2 separate regions of the Homo sapiens genome follow, and region 1 is linked to region 2. The links are chromatin loops, found by intact Hi-C in ENCODE. Cell type or tissue: pancreas. All regions are shown on one strand. Each heading gives the region's core, and the rest is flanking DNA. Links, peaks and the distances in the headings are about the cores only. Region 1 has its middle 23 kb from the start of PTENP1-AS. Region 2 holds the start of LOC124902143 (a long non-coding RNA gene).

Region 1 (11,796 bases), core at 2,125-10,124, 49 kb before region 2:
TTGCATAGTTTACCAAGAACCGAGTTAGAATAAATGATTAAGCACAGAAAAAAAAGGAGAACAATTATATTGTCCTATCATTCAAGTGAGACTAGACTCCCTTTATTCAAAATTCAACTTGGTTTTGAATTTTCTCCAGCCTGCTTTATCAGGAGGATGATGTCTCCTTGAACAACTGAAATAGATATGCCTTGAGAAAGGGGAGAGATACAACTCTCTGGTGGTTGTCAGTAAAGCACCAGAGAGAGAAGAGAAGCAAGTACAGGAATTTCAGCATCTGCTAAGAACATCTAATACATAAGCCAACATGGCATCTTTAAGACCCAGTACCTTGGAAGGGACAATGACATCACTTCCTGAATCCTCCTAGTTTTCTATTTCCATGCCCTGCTTCCCTCAACATCCAGAGCTGGAAACACCTCCATCATTCCTCTTCATGCCATGGCCTCCCTGCTCCTCTTCTGTGTGGCCTTTTGTCTCCTGGGAACAGGTGAGTTTGGAAAACAGATGGGGAAATCACTGCCTTAAATTTTCCAGGTTCTGGATTAAGCCTATCCATAGAGATTGCAGCTTGAAGACATTTACCAGTCTCTGTCTTCAGTTTCTGTCTTATTTCTCCACAGGGTCCATGGATGCTGATGTTATCCAGACCCCAAGGAATAGGATCACAAAGACAGGAAAGAGGATTATGCTGGCATGTTCTCAGACTAAGGGTCATGATGGAATGTACTGGTATCGACAAGACCCAGGACTGGGGCTACGGTTGATCTATTGCTCCTTTGATGTCAAAATATATAAACAAAAGAGAGATCTCTGATGGATACAGTGTCTCTTGACAGGAACAGGCTAAATTCTCCCTGTCCCTAGAGCCTGCCACCCCCAACCAGACAGCTTCTAGGTTACTTCAGTGCCACCAGTGATTTCCACAGTGCTTCTTGGCCACCTGCTCTCTACACAGAAAGACAGACACATGGGTGAGTTGTTTGCTCTGAAGGGTACCTGGATGTGGTTTGTGGGATGTGGGGTGTTTAGAGCTTTCAGTGGTTTTAGGTAGTGTGAGCTAAGGGCCACTTTGGATCAATGTCCTCAAGCCATGTGATGAATCTGAAACCACAGAATCAATCTCCCCTATTTTATTCTTCCTAGGGAGCTAGCCCAATGGTGACCTTTCAGGAGAATGAACTTGAGCATTTGACAGAAGCTCATGATTTTCAACAAGAGCATTTCTTATAAGCTCAATACAACGTAGTTTTTATAGTCTCTTTGCCATTATCTCCACCTGCTTTGCAATATCCCACACTTTGTTCTGTTCCCACAGACAACTCTTTTATCCTGTCTAACCTTTCTCTGCCCCAGTTCTTCCAAGCTCAGCTCCACCATTTAGCTCTATATTTGATTGCCTTTCTACTAAAAACAAAATAACTAGCTTGTTTTCTAAAACTTCACTGTAAGTAAATTTAATTATCATTAAATCTGACTCAGAAGCTAAAGTTCAAGTATCAGAGACTGATTTACAAAAGTAATTTTTCATCTACTACCCCACACTTTCATCTCTGCTGAGATTCATTTTAACGTGCAGATGCAGACAGACTTGCAATATTATCTGGATGTACTGAATTTCAAAAAATAAAATTCCCTGTCCCCAGTATGAGGTCAAAGCTAGGAGCTTGGAGGTGCCTGTTTTCTTTCCAGGCACTGGAATAATTCCCTGGTTCCCCTGCCGTGGGAGTTCTTTTAGGAGCCAGGGAGGCCCAGGCACATTGATCAAGGACTGCCAGAGCTTGATGTAAAAGTCTTCCTGAGAGTCAAGTTGATGTCGTCCTCATGGGTTTTGTCTTCTTGTCCCACAAGCCTCAATTATTTCAGCAAAAGAATCCATGGGACTTGGTGACTGTTCAGAAAGAAAGAATCCAACTTGTTCCCTTTTCTACCTGTTCTCATGTGAAAAGAATGTTACGCTTAGGGATTCTTTCTCATCTGCTTTCTATTTAAAAAGCAGGTTTCTCCAGAGTTTTGTTTCCTGCTTTCTATGCACACCTCGTCAAGTCTTATCAGCAATAATTCTTTCCTCATAAGCTATTAACTATCCCAATTAATTGTCTCCTGGACATTTCTGATAGATTACCCCAGGATTTTTCCTTCTGCCCTCCTTTTTCCTCAGTATACATATTTTTCCTCAACCTTCCCATTCATTGTCATGACAACTTCTTTCACAGGTTCCTGCCTGGCAAATTCAACTATCTACTGGACACTTCCAGCTGGATGCTCCACAGGCAATTCAAACTCAGTTTACCCCTGAAATGAACTGTCTCTCCATCCTTGCACTTGCCCATTTTGGCCACACACTGTATTTCTATCTCAGTGATTGGAACAGCCATTCTAGGTTCCTCATTTTTGCTATGCCTCATATTAAATCAGTTTCTAAATCTATTACTTCTATATCCCACATTGTCATGGTTTGTGTTCTCCAAAAGCAGATTTTGAGAGGGAAATTAGTGTGCGGGAATGTTTGTGGAAACTGCCCTTGCAGTCCACGTGGGCAGAGAGAAATGGGGCAGAGGGAGAAGTTGGGCTGTGCTGTATCCTCAACAAAGTCCTTCACTGACCCCACAGGGAGCTCTGAGTCTGGATGGTCCTTTAGCGCCATCCCAAGGTGAGATGGCAGGTCTTATTCCCACTTTCCTTGTAACCATGTCATTGTATGAGTTGCTCTGAGAAGCACTCATGAATTTAATGGGGAGGAAGTGTCTCTTTAGAACAAGGCCATTCACAGAGAGATGTCAGCATCACAGTTTCTAATGCACACATATTTGTCTGATTCAGCTACCCCTCTCCCTCCTCATTGCTTCTACCTCAGTGCAGACCCTCATCATCCATTGCCTAGAAATAAATGCAATGCCCTCTCCCTGGCTTACTAGCTTCTTACCTCTTTCCCTTACCCTATTTCTCACATTGCCACCAGCATGACCATGTACGATGTTCCTTACACAATACACAAAGCCCTTCAGAAATAGTTCTCAAACTAAACATCTGGCCAAATTGGCCGAATTCACTCCAGCACTTTAGACTCTAGTTCAATTGAACTTTTTATATTTCCCTGAATATACCACGCTGAATTGCACAGGTGTACTTTTGCCAAAGCTCTTTCCTTCATCTGAAATGAGCTTCTCTATTCCTTTTTTGTCAAAACTAATTTTTTAATTTCAACTTTTATTACAGATTAAAGGGCACATGTTGTGCAGGTTTGTTACATGGGTAAATTGCGTGAAGCTGAGACTTCAGGTCCCAACGATCCGATCACCCAGGCCATAAGCATAGAATCCAACAGGTGGTTGTTCAGCCCATGCCCTGCTCCCTCCTTCCCCTGTCTAGTGAGCCCCAGTGTCTATGGTTTCTATCTTTACAATCATGCGTATTCCATGTTTAGCTCCCACTTAAAAGTAAGAACATAGTATTTGATTTTCTGTTCTTGCATTAATTGCTTAAGATAATGTCCTCCAGCTCCATCCATGTTACATAAAGGGAATGATTTTGGTTGTTTTTTTTTTGTTTTTTTTTTTACGGCTGCATGGTATTCCATGGTGTATATGTACCACATTTTCTTTATCCAATTCACTGTTGATGGGTGCTTAGGTTGATTCAATGTCCTTGCTATTGTGAATAGTGCTGCAATGAACATAATGGGTACATGTGTCTTTATGATAGAATAAATGATTTCCCTTTGGGTATATACCCAGTAGTGGGACTGCTGAGTCAAATGGTAGCTCCATTTTAAGTTCTTTGAGAAATCTCCAAACTGCTTTACACAGTGGCTGAACTGGTTTGCATTCCCACCAACAGTGTATAAGTGTTCCCTTTCCTCTGCAGCCTCACCAACATCTATTATTTGAAATAAATCTTGAGTGCCTGGCTAATCCTCACACATCCTTTAATTCTCAGGTCAAAGATTATCTATAACAGTTTTTACAACTTCTGTAGACAAAGACTCAGCTTTTCTCTTGTGTGTGATAGTTTATGCATTTCAAAGTTATCATAGTTGTTATGTTCCTTCATATTTCTTTTCTTTAGCTTTTATTTTAGGTTCATGGGGACATGTACAGGTTTGTTAAACAGTTATGTGCAAACTGTGATGATGATCGCATTATTTTATGGTTGCATAGTATTCCATGATGTATATGTACTATATTTTCTTCATCCAGCTTACTGTTGGATGAACCTTTAGGTTGATTCCATGTCTTTGCTATTGTGAGTAGTGCTGCAATGAACATCTGTGTGCATGTGTCTTTATGACAGAATGAGTTCTATTCTTTTGGGTATATACACAATAATGGGATTGCTGGGTCAAATGGAAGTTCTGTTTTAAGTTCTTTGAGGAATCACCATACTGCTTTCCATGATGGCTGAACTAATTTACACTCTCACCAGCAGCATAGAAGCAATCCCTTTTCTCAGCAGCCTCGTAAGGATCTGTTATTTTTTGACTTTTGATAATAACCATTCTGACTGGTGTGAGATGGTATCTCATTGTAGTTTTGATTTGCATTTCTCTAATGATTAGTGATGTTGAGCATTTTTCATATGCGTGTTGATCACATGTACACCTTTTGCTGAAAAGTGTCTGTTAATGCCCTTTGCCCACTTTTTCATGGAGTTATCTGTTTTCTGCTTGTAAGTTTAAGTTCCTTATAGATTCTGGATATTAGACCTTTGATGCATACACAGTCTGCAAATATTTTCTCCCATTCTGTAGATCATCCATTTACTCTGTTGATAGTTTCGTTTGCTGTGCAGAAGCTCTTTAATTCGGTCTCATTTGTCAATTTTTGATTTTGTTGAAATTGCTTTTGGTATCTTCATCATGAAATCTTTGCGAAGTCATATGACTAGGATGATATAATATTTCCTAGGTTATCTTCCAGGGGCTTTATAGCTTTAGGTTTATATTTAAGTCTTTAATCCATCTTGAGTTGATTTTTGTATATGATATAAGGAAGGGATCCAGTTCAATCTTTTGCATATGGCAAGCCAGTTATCCCCAGCACCATGTGTTGAATAAAGAGTTCTTTCCCCGTTGCTTGTTCTTGTCAGCTTTGTCAAAGACCAGATGGCTGTAGGTATGTGGCATTATTTCCTGGCTCTGTATTCTGTTCCATTGGTCTATATCTGTTTTTGTACAGTACCATGCTGTTTTAGTTACTGTACCCTTGCAGTATAGGTTAAAGTTGGGTAACATGATGCCTCTAGCTTTGTTCGTTTTGCTTAGAATTGCCTTGACTATTCGGGCTCTTTTTTGGTTCCATATGAATTGTAAAATATTGTTTTTTCTAATTCTGTGAAAAACATCGTTAGGAGTTTGATAGGAATATTAGGTTAATGCAAATGTATTTGCAGTTTTTGCATTGTTGAAATTTGCCATTTGGTATTGAAATACATTCTTAAGTAAATGTGGTTATGTTATACATCATTTTAATGCACGTTTTCACTTTATGCTTTTTGCTAATTACTTATTACTTGATACTTATTTGGTATTTATTTTAGACTATCCACATGGTGTTAGACAAAAAGCAGATTAGAGAGATTTTCTTATTTGAGTTCAAAATGGGTTGTAAAGTGGCAGAGACAACTCGCAACATCAGCAACGCATTTGGCCCAGGAACTGCTAATGAACATACAGTGCAGTGTTGGTTCCAGAAGTTTTGCAAAGGAGACAAGAGCCCTGAAGATGAGGAGCATAGTGGTGGGCCATCAGAAGTTGACAATCACCAGTTGAGAGCAATCATCGAAACTGATCCTCTTACAACTAGGCGAGAAGTTGTCAAAGAACTCAAGGTTGACCATTCTACAGTTGTTCAGCATTTGAAACAAATTGGTAAGGTGAAAAAGCTTGATAAGTGGGTGCCTCATGAAGTGAGCAAAACTTTTTTTAAATTGTCATTTTAAAGTGTCATCTCTTATTCTATGCAATGAACCGTTTCTTGATCAGATTGTGACATGCAATGAAAAGTGGATTTTATATGACAACTGCCAACAACCATCTCAATGGTTGGACCGAGAAGTTCCAAAGCACTTCCCAAAGCCAAACTTGCACCAAAAAAAGGTCATGGTCACTCTTTGATGGTCTGCTGCCAGTCTGATCCACCACAGCTTTCTGAATCCCGGAAAAACCATTACACTTGAGAAGTATCCTCAGCAAATTGATAAGATGCACCAAAAATTGCAATGTCTGCACCTGGCATTGGTCAACAGAAAGGGCCCAATTCTTGTCCATAACAACACCTCACCGCAGGTTGCACAACCAATGCTTCAAAAGTTGAATAAATTGGGTACAAACTTTTGCCTCATCTACCATATTCACCTGACCTCTCACCAACCAACTACCACTTCTTCAAGCATCTTGTCAACTTTTTGCAGGGAAAATGCTTCCACAGCCAACAAGATGCAGAAAATACTTTCCAAGAGTTCGTTGAATTCTAAAGCATAGATTTTTATGCTACAGGAATAAACAAACTTATTTCTCATTGGCAAAAAATGTGTTGATTGTAATGGTTCCTATTCTGATTAATAAAGATGTGCTTGAGCCTAGTTATAATGATTTAAAATTCACCAAAACCACAATTACTTTTGCACCAACCTAATACCATCGAATCTATATTGCTTTGGGCAGTATGGCCATTTTAATGATATTGCTTCTTCCTATCCATGTGCATAGAATGTTTTTCCATTTGTTTGTGTCGTCTCTGATTTCTTTGAGCAGTGTTTTGTAATTCTTGTTGTAGAGATCTTTCACTTCTCTGGTTAGCTGTATTCCTAGATATTTGTTGTGTGTGGCAATTATGAATGGAATTATGTTCCTGACTTGGCTCTTAGCTTGTATGTTTTTAGTGTATTGGAATGCCAATTTCTTAATGTTGATTTTGTATTTTAAAACTGCTGAAGTTGTTTATCAGATCAAGCAGCTTTAGGGCAGAGACTATGGGGTTTTCTAGATATAGGACCATGATCTGCAAATAGGGATAGTTTGACTTCCTCTCTTCCTATATGGATGTCTATTTCTTCCTTCTGCCTGATTGCCCTGACCAGGACTCCCACTACTATGTTGAATAGGAATGGTGAAAGAGGGTATCTTTGTCTTGTGCTGGTTTTCTTTTTATACTGGCTCTTCACAAGGCTATATATTCTTTAGTTAAGAGTAGACATCTCGATGGACCAGTGACTATCACCCTATTAACCAGTCACAGGAGCACTGCCATGCATTTGGTATTTTAGTTTTCGGGTATGCTATCACATCACAGAAGGCCTGGTCCCCTCCCCATCACCTGCAGCCGGACTTGTCTTTGATTCCTACCAATCACCTATATTAGCTGTGCCTAAATTCAATATTCCAACTGGGCGTAACCACCCTAAGGTGCTAATTAATTCATACTTGAAGGACATAACAGTAATTAATAGACAAACACACACAACCGCTCCCCTTATTGGACTTTTAAAATAAAAATCTGCAATGCCCCCTCCCCCATCTCTGACTCCATCAACCCAGGAAAAAAGACACCTTGCCAAACTCCAAAAACAAGTAAGCCTTAATTCAACTCTGCCAGACCCCAAAATATTTGTATTTTAGCTTTGGTTATCCCCAACAGCTACCCCTCAACTAATGCAAATTTTTTAAAGAAACTAAGCCCCCACCAATGTAATTCTACTTTTACAACAATTATATCTAATATGCATGCCCATCCATTACTAAGCCCATACCCTAAATTTACACACCCCAAAAAACCTGTGACTTCGTACTACACCAACCACTCGCCAGTACTAACATCTACTCCACCAACTCCTGCTAACTCAACTTTAAATCCCTGAACCCTACAACTGTGAATATTGCTTGTATCTTCTTCTATACTCCAATTTTGCACTTAACATATATACAGTTAATGTAGCTTAATTATTTAAAGCAAGACACTGAAAATGTCTAGATGGGCTTATACAGCCCCGTAAACAGACAGGTTTGGTCCTGGCCTTTCTATTAACTCTTAGTAAGATTACACATGCAAGCATCCCCATCCCAGTGAAAGTACCCTCTAAATCACCTTGATCAAAAGAAGTAAGTATCAAGCATGCACAAATGCAGCTCAAAACACTTTGCCCAGCCACACCCCCACGGGAAACAGCAGTGATAGATCTTTAGCAATAAACAAAAGTTTAACTAAGCTATACTAATATCCAGGGTTGGTTAATTTCATGCCAGCCACCGCGGCCATACAATTAACCTGAGCTAATAGAACTCGGCATAAAGAGTGTTTTAGATCTATCCTTAACAACGCTAAGCGTCATCTAGGTTGTAAAAAACCCTAGCTGAAATAAAATAAACTACGAAGGAGGCTTTAATACTTCTGAAGACACAATAGCTGAGACCCAAACTGGGATTATATACCCCCCAATACGCTTAGCCCTAAACTCCAATAGTTAAATCAACAGAACTATTCACCAGAACACTACAAGCAATAGCTTAAAACTCAAAGGACTTGGCGGTGCTTTATATCCCTCTAGAGGAGCCTGTTCTATAATGGATAAAACCCAATTTGCCTCACCACCTCTTGCTCAGCCTATATACCACTGTCTTCAGCAAACCCTAGCAAAGGCTGCAAAGTAAGCACAAGTATCTACGTAAAAATGCTGGGTCAATGTGTAGCCCACGGTGGTAAGAAATGGGCTACATTTTCTACACCCAGAAAATCTCACGACAACCCTTATGAAATCTAAGGGCTCAAGGAGGATTTAGCAGTACATTAAGAGCAGAGTGCTTAATTGAATGAGGCCATAAAGCACGCACACAATGCCCGTCACCCTCCTCAAATATTACTTTAGAGATTAGTTTAACTAAAACCCCTACTTATTTATATAGAGGAGACAAGTCGTAACATGGTAAGTGTACTAGAAAGTGCACTTGGATGAACCAAGGTGTAGCTTAACACAAAGCATCTGGCTTACACCCGGAAGATTTCACCATAATTTGACCACCTTGAGCCAACTCCAGCCCTAAACTTAACTAATAGTACTACTGAATAACCTTAATCAAACCATTTACCCAAACAAAAGTATAGGCGATAGAAATTTTACCCTGGCGCAATAGACATAGTACCATAAGGTAAAGATGAAAAAGTTAACCAAGCATAAATAGCAAAAATAGACCCTTATACCTTCTGCATAATGAATTAACTAGAAATATCTTTACATAGAGAACCAAAGCCAAGGCCCCTAAAACCAGACGAGCTACCCAAGAACAGCGAAAAGAGCACACCCATCTATGTAGTAAAATAGTGGGGAGATTCATGAGCAGCAGTGATACGCCTCCCAAGCCTGGTGATAGCGGTTGTCCAAGATAGAATCTTAGTTCAACTTTAAATTTACCTACAGAGCCACTTAATCCCCCTGTAAATTTAACTGTTAGTCTAAAGAGGGACAGCTCTTTAGACATTAGGAAACAACCTTCATGTAGAGAGTAAAAAACGTTATCCCCATAGTCGGCCCAAAAGCAGCCATCAATTAACAAAGCGTTCAAGATCAACATCCAACCACTCTAAATTCTAATCACACCACTGAACTCCTAACACCACATTGGACTAATCTATTACTTTATAGAAGCAATAATATTAATATAAGCAACATGAAAATATTCTCCACTGCACAAGCCTACATCAGACCAGAATAACCCACTGACAATTAACAGCCTAATATTAATAATCAACCCAACAAATTTATTATTACCTATACTGTTAATCCAACACAGGCATGCTCTAAGGAAAGGTTAAAAAAGAAAGGGAACTCGGCAAATTTTACCCTGCCTGTTTACCAAAAACATCACCTCTAGCATTATTAGTATTAGAGGCGCTGCCTGCCCAGTGACATATGTTCAACAGCCACAGTACCCTGAGCGTGCAAAGGTAGCATAATCACTTGTTCCTTAAATAGGGACTTGTATGAATGGCTCCATGAGGGTTCAGCTGTCTCTTACTTCCAACCAGTGAAACTGACCTGCCCATGAACAGGCAAACATGAATAAATAAGACGAGAAGACCCTATGGAGCTTTAATTTATTAATGCAAACAAAGCTCAAATAAGCCCACAGGCCTTAAACTACTGTCCCTGCATTAAAAATTTTGGTTGAGGTGACCTCGGAGCATAATTTAACCTCCGAGCAACCTATGCTAAGACTAAACAAGTTTACGTGAATTACTATACATATATTGACCCAATAATTTGATCAACGGAACAAGTTACCCTAGAGATAACAGCGCAATCCTATTCTAGAGTCCATATCGACAATAGGGTTTACGACCTCGATGTTGGATCAGGACATCCTAATGGTGTAGCTGCTGTCAAGGGTTCGTTTGTCCAATGATTAAAGTCCTACGTGATCTGAGTTCAGACCGGAGCAATCCAGGTCTGGTACATGTGTATTTAAGTCCTCCACACCTCCCATCTACAAGTCTCTTTAGAACAAAGAAAATATGTTTGGTTAAGAGAAGGCTGGAAAAAGAGGGGGTTTTACTGGACAAAAAATGTATAGAGACTTATGTAGCAATTATTATCTGATATTAATATCTGATGGTACTACATGATTGAGAAATAGAGTGAAGTGACATAATCCCAAACATACATGGGAGAATGTTCGGGGAAATCAAAGCTGTTTTCCTAATGGAATCTGAGTTTTGAAAAAGAAGACATGCAAAGGGGGATGTATACATATGAAAATATATGAAATATTTCTGTTTTAATTGTTAACACACATTTATATACTCATATATTGAAGTGAGTCTATAATATATTCTAATCAGAATATTTAATAAGTTAAGTTTATGGCTGGAGTCCTAGTTTTAGTATTAGAGGCAAAGAAGCAGAGTTGGAAGGAGGGGAATGAATTATGCATGCTGTATTTGAGGGTCTTTGGAACTTCCAAATGCTGGTAGAGTACACAGTTGGCACTCTGTATCAATGGGGTCCTCATTTGCAGATTTAGTCAACCTCAGATGAAAAATATATTTTAAAAATTACAAAATAACAACACAACAATAAAAATACAAAATTTAAAACAGTGAGGTATACCAACTATTTACATGGCATTTACATTGTATTAGCTATTAAAAGTAATCTAGAGTTGATTTAAAGTATACAGGAGGATGTGCCTAGGTTATATGCAAATACTATGCCATTTTATATAAGAGATTTAAGCATCAGTGGATTTAAACTAATCCCCCATGAATACCGAGGGACCACTGGGTTGAGAACATGGTGCTGAAGCTCATAAAAAGCCCTTGCTCTGGGATTCAGACATAAGACACTGCATAAAAGCTCAACACACATCCCCTATAGTCAGTGTCTGTGATTCTCTGGAATCAAACTCTATTCTGTGAAAACAGGAACTGTGATGACACAGGCTATTCTTGGCATGGGAAATGAAACCTCAGAGGTAATCCTACTTCCATGTGGTCCCAGAGCCCTGAGCTAGGAGATGTTTATCACTATTTGGGAAACCAGAACCCTCAGTCTTTCTCCCTTGTGCCTCATCTGAAGACAGGTGAGTCCTTTGCCATCATATGAAGTCTTAATTTAGCATTGCCACATTCTGGTTCCAGATCTTTCCCTCCTGGCTGAATATTAAGACTGCATTTTATCTCTTGTCTTTCTTGGTATCTCTTCCCTATGCAAACTTCATGAACACTGGAAGGACCACCATGTCCTGAGAATCAAGAAGGCTCCATTGAGAAAGGGTGTTTTACTAGAACAAAAATGTATAGAGAT
Region 2 (11,796 bases), core at 1,578-9,577:
AGTAAAATGAATTGATCTTTATTAAAATGGAGCAAAGACCAGGTCTAGGAAGGAAAGGCAAGAAGGTGGAATAGATTTGCTCTTACTGGAAGAACACTGGAGATTCAAGACAAGAAACAGAATTGTTTTAGTCCCTGAGTTAACAAATAAAAGAAAGATGAGACCAGAACAGTTGTCAATGAAGGAGCAGTGAAGTAGAAAGGAAGGATGGAGTGAATGTGGAGAGCACTTTTCTGAAGAGAATAAACTTAGTTGTCAGATGAAAGGAGATTTATAATTAGCTTTGTCCTTACAAATTTTGAGGTAACTTACCATGGAAATACTTTTTCTTATCAGTTGATTAATCTGGGGGGAGGTAGCATAATCCTTTGAAATTCCAGTGCGTAGAAAACTAGGCTCGACCTCAAGATGAAGCCTCAAAAAAGAAATGTCTGTTAGAATCCAGTTAACAGGAGAACACCTACTGCGACTTTATTATCAGCAAGTTGGTGAAAACTTCCTGAAGAAGAAATGTGGGATGATACAGAAACTGATTAAAGTCTCAGAACAGCAAATAGTTTCTCCTCTTGTGAATTAATTCACCTTCCACAATTAAACAGAGATAACTCAGGGTACCTCAAATACTGATGAGCTTGACAGAAATGAATTGCCACCTAATTCCATTGATGGAGAAAGATAAGACAATGAGCAAAGAAAAGGGACTTTCAGAGAGAAGAATTGTTGAGAAGGTAGCAGTCCTTTCTCTTTCCATGAGGTAGTTGCTATTCATTACTCTGTGATGGGGACTGGGAACACAAGAATCACCACTTAGGGATTAATGAATTCAAGATCTGTACCTTCCATTTTGATCCAAATTTGAACTTAAATTTATTCAGGACACCAACTGAATACTTCTACCTAAAGGTAAAACTCATATCATATTTCCCTCCCAAGCTGCATTTCCTCTGAGTTCCTGACTTGACGGAGTCATTTATTTGTACAATATATGAACGCTGAGAGTTGTGCCACATTTCTCTCTCTTTTGCCCTGGACATCCAATTTTTATGCAACACTTTCATTTCTAACTCCTAAATATCTTAGTTTACTATCTCAATCACTGCAACCACTGACATGTTTATGCCCTTTTTACTAGCTTGCCAAATAAATATAAAAGAGCTCATTAATCTCTCTAGTTCCTTATTAATCCTCATTTCATCTAATCTAGTATTAGTATTATACCCAAGTATAATCTTCCAAATTGCAAAAATCTGTTTCTATCACTCTTTCTGCAGCATCCTTCACTGGCTCCCCCATGGTCTACAATATATACAATCTAAGTTTTAAAAAGAAAAAAACTTATGACTATCCCTTATTTTGAAAAAAGGAAAATTAGTCCTTTACTAGAAAAATAGCACTGTATTATAATGTCAAGTTCACACTAGAGTCTACGATGGTGTCAAAGAGCTCTATATTTTTCTTCTTGAGTCACTTTGATATCCTCCCACAGTAAGACCATTACAGTTGGTGTATTGGTCTGTTCTCACACTGCTATGAAGAAATACCTGAGGCTGTGTAATTTATAAAGCAAAGAGGGTTAATTGGTTCACAGTTCCACATTGCTGGGGAGGCCTCAGAAAACTTACAATCATGGTGGAAGGCAAAAGAGAGGCAGGCACCTTCTTCACAGGGTGGCAGGATGGAGTGAGTGCCAGCAGGGGAAATGCCAGATGCTTGTAAAACCATCAGATCTCGTGAGACTCACTCATTATCATGAGAACAGCATGGGGGAAACTGCTCCCATGATTTAATTACCTACACCTGGTGCCACCCTTGACACGTGTGGATTATAGAGATTATAATTCAAGGTAAGATTTAGATGGGGACACAGAGCCAAACCATATCAGTTGGGTACTGAGAAGGACATACTGTATTAATCATGCCTTCTTATTGTCTGTATTTTCTAATGTTTTGACATCCATATTTTCTGATGTTTTGACATCTGGGGACTTGCTGATCTTGGAGGGACTGACCCTCTCAGGGTTAACTCATTCCTAGGGGTAGCAAACTGCTTTCCCTAGAGCATGCCTTTCATATCAAATCAACCAATCCAAACCTCTACTCCAACCCACCTTCTTTATTGGGCTCTCATACTCTGAGCCCCTATTCTCCTACCCTAATTACCACAGGGCCAGGTACTAAACAACTTGAGATAATCCCTACACTTTGTAGCCTGCTCAAAAATTTAAACCAGCCAATGCTAAACCTATTTAGCCTGTGTACCCTGCCTCACTCATTTGTTCAGTGAAAACCACAATAAAGTTTCTTGCCAATGTTTCCTGTCACTCCTTCTATCTTCTGACCCACTGTTGTGATTCTTATTGCTATGATTTTTTTCTAACTTGGTCATGAGGTCTCTCTTTTTAGACTAGCCATAAACCAATATAGCCACTCTCTAGGAGACCTCTGACTCAGGGGAGGGGGAGTTAGATTCAGGTGTGAGTGTCAGGTGAGACACAGTGGAGGAAGTGAAAACAAAATGCATGAAAGGAAGAAATTTATTACTCACAGAACCCAAAGAGGTTAGAGAGGCCCAAGAGAAGTGTGAAGATGGCACGGAGCTCATCCAGTTGAGGAGGGAAGAGAGGGCACAGGCAAGGGCAAGAGGGGGTGGGTGAGGGCCGGTGGAACTATTCCTTAGGCTTTCCTATGGGGGTTATGGGTCAGCTACTTTAAATGTTTCAGAAGGAGGAAACTTACTTGCAGGACTCTAGCATTGGCCATTAGGCTTTATCATGGTCAGCAGCTCTGGAGTGTGTTGGGTTTTGGGTCAGGGGAATGAGAAACAGACCATATAGCTGACAACCACACAGGGAGAAGTTTTAACTGGGTCAAAGATGACAGAGTATGACTGGGTTTCAAATAATTTGTTTCAGGCCTTAAAAAAAAATTGGGGCCAGGCACAGTGGCTCACATCTGTAATCCCAGCACTTTAGGAGGCTGAGGCAGGTGGATCACTTTGAGGTCAGGAGTTCTAGACCAGGCTGATCAACATGAAGAAATCTCTACTAAAAATACAAAAATTGGCCAGGCATGGTGGTGCACACCTGTAATCCCAGCTACTTGGAAGGCTGAGACAGGAGAATTGCTTGAATCTGGGAGACAGAGGTTGCAGTGACCCAAGATCATGCCACTACACTCCAGCCTGGGCGACAAAGCGAGACTCCATCTCAAGAAAAACAAACAAACAAAAAAACTGGGCCTGTGTGGCCCTGCATAGTGTGTCATGCCCCTTCTTCTTGGGAACTGTAAGTAACAAACTGTATTTTCAGTGGCAGCTGTCTCCTGATCCATTAGCTCTACCATACCTGAATAATAATAGCACTCATATTCTAAAACACTTGCTTCTTATGAGTAGGAAGAATGGGTCAGTGCTTCAGAATCCCAGACATGTCCAAAGGAAGAGGTGAAGAAAACCAAATGACCAGATCATACCCAGCCTGATTGAAACACACACAATATAATCACCCCTTTGTCTCTATGTGTTCACCAACTCTGCAAGTACACCTGTGTATAGTATGCTGACAAGCTCTGTCTTCTTCAATCTGCTAAATCGTTTTCTACTTTCCTACATTGCTGTGGGCCAGGAGAGCCCTGGATGTAATGGAAAGTGGGGAGGGGTTAAATCCGTCTAGGAAGGAGATGGATGGGTAAAAAAAAATTGTGTAACATATACAAAGGTTTCTATGATTACAAGCCTACTATGAAATCCAGTCACACCTACCACTCACAGTCCCACTTACTTTGCTCTAAGCAACACTGATCTCCAAACATGCTGTGCATAGTATTTCCCTTACACGGCACACCTGCAAATTTATTCTGCACTTTCAAATATAACTTAAAACAATAGCACTACATGAAATGTGCCATTTTCCCAAGAAGATTGTAGACTCTTTCCCCTGTACTCGCCATACCTTACACAATTCTCCCTTTCTGCAAATACCAAATTATGTTTCTTGGTATAGTGATCTTCCCATGGGCCTACAAAATCCATGTGGTCAAATGACATGCCTTTCCGTTATTCCTTCCCTAGAATCTTCTCCTATGCCTGACATCCATGTTTAATGAATGATCAGACACAATATAGGAAGAGGGATGCTGACTTTTATGTTTATGCCTCTATTCTCAGGATCTGAAACAGCACCTGATATTTAACAGGTGTTCACTATGTGTCTGTTAAAGAAAAAAAAAAAACATTAATGTCTACAATGATTTGATCCTGGGTTTGCCTCTTCTCTCCTTCTTCCTCCAAAGTATATTCCTTAAATTTAACAACCCTTGCCTTCCTTTTCTGTCTAAGGGCTACTGGTAGGTAGGATAATGACTCCAAAAGCTGTCTATGTCCTAAACCTCAGAACCTGTAAATATGTTACCATACATAATAGAAGATAATTAAGTTTGTAGATAGTTTAGTGTGCTAATTAGCTAACCTTGAGGCAGGAAGATTATCCTGACTTATGCAGGTGGGCTCAGTGTAAACACATAGGTACTCAGAAGTGACTATGGTGAGAGTGATGTGAGAACTTTACCTGCTGTTGCCACCTGAAGATAATGAAAGGGGCCATGAGTCAAGGAATATGGGAGGCCTCTAGAAGCTAGAAGAGAAAAAAAAAAAACAAAACAAAAACATATTCTCTCCTAGAGCCTCCAAAGAGCAAAGTGCCAATGAGACCCATCCTGGACTTCTAACCAAAAGAATTGTAAGATAATAAGTTTGTGTTGTTTTTAAGCCACTAAGTTTGCAGTAATACGGTACAGCAGTAAGAGAAAACTATTATAAGGCTCTATTTCGAAGCAGCTGAAAAAAGGCAGCTGATGAAGGAAGTCGCGCTGGGAAGTAGCCTAAGAGGCAAAAGTACAAAGACAGGAGTTTGAATCAGATGATGCCACTTTTAAGGGTGGATTTGTCAGAGACATATGAACCAGAGCAACTCCATCTTAAGTAGGAGCTGGGTAAAATAAGGTTGAAACCTACTGGGCTGCATTCCCAGATAGTTAAGGCATTCTAAGTCACAGGATGAGATAGGAGGTCAGCACAAGATACAGGTCGTAAAGACCCTGCTGATGAAACAGGTTGCAGGAAAGAAGCCAGCCAAAACCCACTGAAACCAAAATAGTCACAACAGTGACCTCTGGTCATCCTCCCTGCTACATTCCCACCAGTGCTGTGACAGTTTACCAATGCCGTGACATCAGGAAGTTACCCTATATGGTCTAAAAGGGGGAAGCATGAATAATCCATCCTTTGTTTAGCATATAAACAGGATATAACCGTAAAAATAGGCAACAAGCAGCCCTCACGGCTACTCTATCTATAGAGAAGCCATTCTTTTATTCCTTTATTTTCCAAATAAACTTGCTTTCACTTTATGCTATGGACTCCCCTTGAATTCTTTCTTGCTTGAGATTCAAGAATCCTCTTTTGGGGTCTGGATAAGAAGCCTTTCCTGTAACAGCTTTCTGGTGATTATGAAGAGACCGTAGTGAGGAAACCCCGGAACCAAAGGATAACTTTGGGTAAGTGTTGGGGTCGTGTAACATCTTCCTGGCAAACCCTGAAGGGATGATACTAAGGAGACCTCCCCCCAACCCAAGGAAATAGACTGCAGCACTGATTGGACAACTTTGGATAAGTGGTGGAGTACCTACTCAGGTAAAGAATGGGATTGGGATAGAGGCCCAACTTAGGGGAGTTAGAGTCTCTCCTAAGACAGAGTGGGTTAAAGGCCCCTCTTAATAAAAGGCAAGGACACTTGAATGACCTTGGGTTAGAGGCCCAATTTAGGAGGATTAGAGTCCCTTTCTAAGATTTAGGGGGTTAGTGGCCCCTCTTAGAAAGGTCACTCTGGGTAAAGTCCCTTTGAGCTAAGAACGGTATGTTAACTGCTATTCTCTTTGGATTAATCTGCCTTGAACTCCTTGCTGACAGCTGTGGGTAACAGGATTAGGCAGGTACAGGACCATTGGACATGGGGAACTATTTCTCCCTAAAACGGAAAACTTGAGAGCTGATGGGACTGCTGGAAAAGATCCTTCACAACTATCAAGCGGCCACCTGAACTGTTCAGTGTCACTGCAATGGGTGGGTCTTTCTCTGATCTCTCTGAGTGCCTCCCCTTCCCCACCCTGCCTCAGGCAATGCTTTCCTCTTTCTGTCTCTCCCTGTCTCTCTTTCTCTGTGCAAACTGGTTGAATTAATGGTAAAAAATCACTGTTTATCTCCTATAAAGTTTTGATTAATGGAAGAAAGGATTTTTGATGCTAGACTTAAGCTGCAGCAAATCTGATGTGCTTTGTGTGTTTTTCTGTATTATTCTGTCATAAAGAGGGGTACCTTATGATAGAACACTGGCTTAGGACGCTTTTCAAGGCAGAACAGCAAACTGGTCTGTTACAAACTTTGCTGCAGTTTCCTGAGAAAAACTGGATGAGTTTTTTTCTTGTCTTGCATGTCCTTGGGAACTTGAAGCTGTAAGCATGTGGCCATGTTTTCTCTTTTCACAATGGCATCCTGTGTTCAGGGTTCAATTTCTGCCTCGGGATGAATTTTTTTTATCTTCTTCTGTGTATGTATTTACATGTATTATGTGTGTGTGATGTTTATTTCTAAAACAGCATTGATTAATGGGTTTAATGAGAGCTTAAATCAAATATTTTGTCAGAAAAGTAAAAAGTATAATGCCTTTTAGTTCATGTGACTTAAGTAATTTTCCAGAAATAAAGACAGTTTTAAAGATTATCAGTAAAATAAAAATATCTTCAAAAATGTAAACATTTGGCTTAAATTAGGCAGGTCAGATATTAAGATTGCTAAATGCTTGAAGGTCATAAACTGCTTCTTTAACTTTTGAAAGCTGTTCAATTTACCTACCTTGAAGCCATTAGATTCTAGATAAGACCTGGGGACCTGCGGAGTTAGCCACGCCCCCTAGCTATGCTGGAGTCAGCCTTTATCTGCACTTCTGCCTGGTGTATCCCAGGCTAGGCTTCACACCTAGTACATAATTAAAATCCCAAATTTAGCAACTTTTGGTGAAAAACCTTGGTAAGAGTCAACATTATAACATGTAATTGATACTACTGAAGAAACAGTTTTATATGCAATTATGTAAAGAAAGTGAAATGGCCAGGTGCGGTGGCTCACGCCTGTAATCCCAGCACTTTGGGAGTCCGAGGCAGGTGGATCATAAGGTCAGGAGATTGAGACCATCCTGGCTAACATGGTAAAACCCTGTCTCCACTAAAAAAATACAAAAAAAAAATTAGCCGGGCATGGTGGCAGGTGCCTGTAGTCCCAGCTACTTGGGAGGCTGAGGCAGGAGAATGGCGTGAACCCAGGAGGCGGAGCTTGCAGTGAGCCGAGATCACGCCACTGCACTGCAGCCTAGGCGAAAGAGCGAGACTCTGTCTCAAAAAAAAAAAAAAAAAAAGAAAAATATTTTTAATTAAAAAAATATAAAGTCATGGGAATTTAGATTTTTGCCTAGATTAAAGCATTAAAGGATGGTTTCAAGTTAGGATGAAGCTGACTGTTCAAGAAAGCTGTGGAAGGGTTGTGAAAAAATAACTGTAAAAGAGATTCTGTGTGCAAACATTGGCTAAAATTAAAGGGGTATTATTCAGTTTTTCTGGAAACTGAACATTGGAATAAAAGCACTACTCTACTCTTTAACAAAAACTTGTAAAGGGTTATAAAAGGTTTATAAAAACCTTACCTTATGGTCAATATGATTAGGATTGAAGACATTTGTCTATAAAGTTTTACTAAGAATTGGGTTTGACATCAATAATGCACAAATGCAACAGTGACATTTGGCTTATTTAATATTACAATAATACAAGAAGCATTATCAAATACAAAATGGCATTTGGGTTTCTTTGGGCTGTATTTGTATAAATGTGTTACTGGTACATGTTCCAAAATTATTTTTAAAAATTCTTTAATCCTGATATGACTTAGTGTATGTTATTAATAATTGTTCATTAAAATCATTGTGTCTCAGAGGCAACCACATTTTTCTAGTCAATTTTGGCTTTAATTGTGGCTGTCCTAAGACTTTTGGTCATCCAAAAGTGGTCTTGTTTTGGTTCTCTTTAAAAGGTGGTTTAGAATTAACTGTAGGACTCTACTGGTGCTTTTAAATGCAGATTTCTGATAAGTTTGGACATTGTGACATCAGAACAGAGGGAAACCTTTCAGGACTCAGGGAGAGCTAAAATGTTCATAAATATCAAGCAGAACAGAAGTTAACTGCATGGACTAAACTAGCAAAAGTCTAAAGTAACCTTTTTAACTTTTTGTGTAAAATGTTGCTGATCTTTTGTGTTTCAGAGTCAAGAAAACTTTTGAGCTATTATAGCTTTTAGCAATTGAGTAAAGTATACTTGTGTGAACAAAATTGAGAGCATATTTTTTTCTTTTTACCTGATTTCTCTGGATTTTGTAAACTAGTTGTGAGTATTCTTAATTTATGGCAATATAGTTATTTGCATGAGTGTAATAAGAATCTGTTGGGTTTTGTTTTGTTTTCTTTATTATTATTATTATTTTTGGCAACAAGACACAATTGGAGAAACTGATTATTTTACGAAGACTTTGATGGAATGGTATACTCTCCTTTAAGGAATCAAACTTGACTTGCCAAGTCAATAAAAGCCCCTTGGAGAAATGGCCTCAGACCTTTGCTACAACAGTCCCTGTACGTGATTTCTGACCTGTGGTAAGTAAATAATGTCACCTTCTAACAGGTCCAGGAGCCCCAAGTTATCTTGGGACCCCAAGAGGAGAGGAATTTACTAAACTCATAGGTATTTGAGGGTACAAACCCATGGTAGGGCTCAGCTCAAAAAGAGTCTTATCTAAGATTCCTTCTAAGAAACAAAGTTTCATCAAAGCCAGTGTTAAAAGTCTATGTGAAAAATAATTATTCTTGCTGTACTTTATACAAATAATCAGGCCAAGTATAATAAAGCAAATTAGTCTCACTATGACTTATCTTTAGTGAAAATGGAAAACAGGAGAGAGAATATTATGTTTCAAGACCTATGTTACACTTGTTATTAAATTCTAGTCTCATCAGTTGTTAAGTTTGTTTCTGCAGTTTAGGCTAACCCTGCTTCTTCCTGTGAACCAACCGGTGATCTTTGTTTGCTACTCTGAAAAAACAAGACATTTTGGTAATGTAAAAATCTGGATCAGTATTCTAATTCTGGGCATGTATTGGAATTGGCTAACCACCTCATGTCAGCTTGGTTCCAGTAGTTGCCCAGTTCATGAAGAGCCTTATAATTTAGTTTATTTGGGATAATTTTGCTTATTTTGTTATATTGCTGTTTTACTCTTTGTGTAGGAATGCAGACTAAGCTTGCTAAATGTTTTCTTAAACTAAATACTTATTAGTCTTTCAGATATCACCTTTCATCAGGACTCAAGAGTTCTGAATGGCCTTCATCATACTGAGGCTTTCTGACTGAGCTCCTCTCTACCCTGAACACAGAGACCCTAATAGTTAGGCAGGAATATCATTTCCCCTATTCAGCCTGAAGAAGTTACAGAAGATGAATCTTTGTCCCCCTACAACCTTAGGATTAAGGGTTCTCTTATAAAAGGGAGGGAGGAAATGTCTAAGACATGTGAACTAGAGCAACTTCATCCTGAAGAGGAGCTGAGTAAAATAAGGCTGAAACCTACTGGGCTGCATTCTTAGACAGTTAAGGCATTCTAAGTCACAGGATGAGATAGGAGGTTAGCACAAGATACAGGTCCTTAAAACCTTGCTGATAAAACAGTTTGCAGTAAAGAAACCAGCCAAAACCCACCAAAACCAATATGGCCACGAGAGTGACCTCTGGTCATCCTCACTGCTACACTCCCACCAGCGCCATAATAGTTCACAAATACCATAGCAACATCAGGATGTAACCCTGCATAAATAATGCACCCCTTGTTTAGCATATGATCAAGAAATAACCATAATAATAGGCAACCAGCAGCCCTCAGGGATGCTCTGTCTTTGGAGTAGCCATTCTCTTATTCCTCTACTTTCTTAATAAACTTGCTTTCACTTTACTCAGACTCCTCATAAATTCTTTCTTGCACAAGATCCAAGAACCCTCTCTTGGAGTCTGATTGGGACCTTTTTCTTGTGACAGATTCTGCCAGTTTCTGTTCTTGGCAGGTTCCATTTCTACAAATTCCTCATCTCTATAGGTTTAGGATCAGAATGTTCCAGCAGGGGAGCATTACAGCTGTTTCAATCCTCAGGGAGACTACTCATCTTGGGAATAATTCCTTCCTGGAGTGATTGGAAAATAATTCCTAAAAGAAATTGAAAAGTCAAATTGTTGAACGGTAAATTCACCATCACGTTTACCATAAAGCATGTAGAGAAATGGAAATAGTTACACATCATGGTTGAGAGTGCAGGATTTGCAGTCAGACAGTTTCTGGCACTTAGTAGCTTTAGAAAGTGACTTAAGCCCTCTAAGCCCTCAGTTTTCACATCTATAAAATGAAGTAAATAATATAAGCCTCTCAGAAGTGGAGTGAGCGTTGAATGAAATAGTATGTGAGTAGTTTAACGCAGAGACTGGCACTGACATAAGAAACTATTGTGATAGAAGCAGAGCAGAGAAAATATTTTGAATAGCTGTATGCATGGCAATTTTTTAACCTCTTTATTCGTGGCAACTCATTTAATTGCCACAACAAACTAAGTACTTTTATTATTTCCATTGTTATGGACTGAGCTATGCTACCCTCTTCATTTCATATGTTGATGTCCTAAGTCCCAGTGCCCCATAATGTGACTATATTTGGAGACACGGTCTTTACATGGATAATTAAGTTAAAATTAGGTCATTAGGGTGGGCCCTAATTCAATATGGCTGGTGTCCTTATCAGGTTAGGACACAGACATGCATAGAGGGAAAACCAGAAAAAAGGTATAGGAGAAAAAATGGTTATCTACAAGCCAAAGAGAGAGGCCTCAGAGGAAGCCAACTCAACAAATTTTAAAATATGTATTTTGGAGAACAAAATTATTAGAAAATATTTACAACAGAAAAAAAAAATTTCTTCTAGAACTGAGCTGGTCTAAAGGTGCATATCTTGGTAAGGCTCTGTGAAGAAATGACCTAATCTGGAGAGAAGCTGTTGGGACACTCGTCTGTGTGTGGCCTGTGGCTCACAGGGGTGGGTATTCTCAGAAAGCACATGGGAAAATCACCGTCCTGGTGTGTCCAGGCTCTGGGAACAGGCTCTTCCTCGTGGCTTTCACATGGGTTTCCTGGTGGGCTATGTAGTCACTTTCTGCATCCTTCTTTTAAGGGCTCATGAACGTCACAGACCCTGAGATACCGGTCTCACTGTCCTCAACTATCAAATGAGGAGGTTGCACCAAAGAACCCCTAAAGCCCCTCCCACCTCTAATCGCCTATGGGACTGTCCATTCTTCTTAAGGATCATTATAGACACACAGCAGGGAACATAAAGTAGACAAATTCTGAGAAACAGCTAAGAAAAGTACTACAGACCCACCAGAATGGGAGTATAAATTGGGCTTCATCTGCCCCATTGCAACCTAGACTTCCTTTGCCTTATGATTTGGCTCAATGGCATCTGTGACAAGGTAGCTTGAAGTTGACACCAGTGCATCCCTGGAGATTGGATGGGCTGGGCTCAGAATCCCATACATCCTTTACAGCCTTTTTTTTCCTCACCCTATCCATACCCTCACCCTACTAGAATTATGCATGCAC

Evidence for each region. A loop is a pair of places that touch in the nucleus more often than their neighbours do. Peaks named below come from ENCODE experiments on the same cell type or tissue, not always from the same donor. Only the 100,000 strongest peaks of a DNase experiment are listed, where the experiment ranks them.
Region 1: a loop joins it to region 2, with 2.0 times the contacts of the local background. A loop is called at or near these places in 3 of 110 quality-filtered maps.

The regions. Positions count from the first base shown.
Region 1 is chr9:33,648,690-33,660,485 of GRCh38, forward strand. It overlaps the pseudogene TRBV24OR9-2. Among named protein-coding and RNA genes, the nearest start is that of PTENP1-AS, 23 kb to the right of the region's middle. RefSeq lists silencers at 2,462-2,756, 7,982-8,276, 9,908-10,108. In pancreas, for the core only: no CTCF peak of the experiment used is centred there; no DNase peak of the experiment used is centred there.
Region 2 is chr9:33,698,676-33,710,471 of GRCh38, forward strand. It overlaps LOC124902143 (a long non-coding RNA gene), which reads left to right and starts at 6,204. Exons shown (of 2, transcript XR_007061463.1): 1 at 6,204-6,602; 2 at 8,598-11,796. In pancreas, for the core only: no CTCF peak of the experiment used is centred there; no DNase peak of the experiment used is centred there.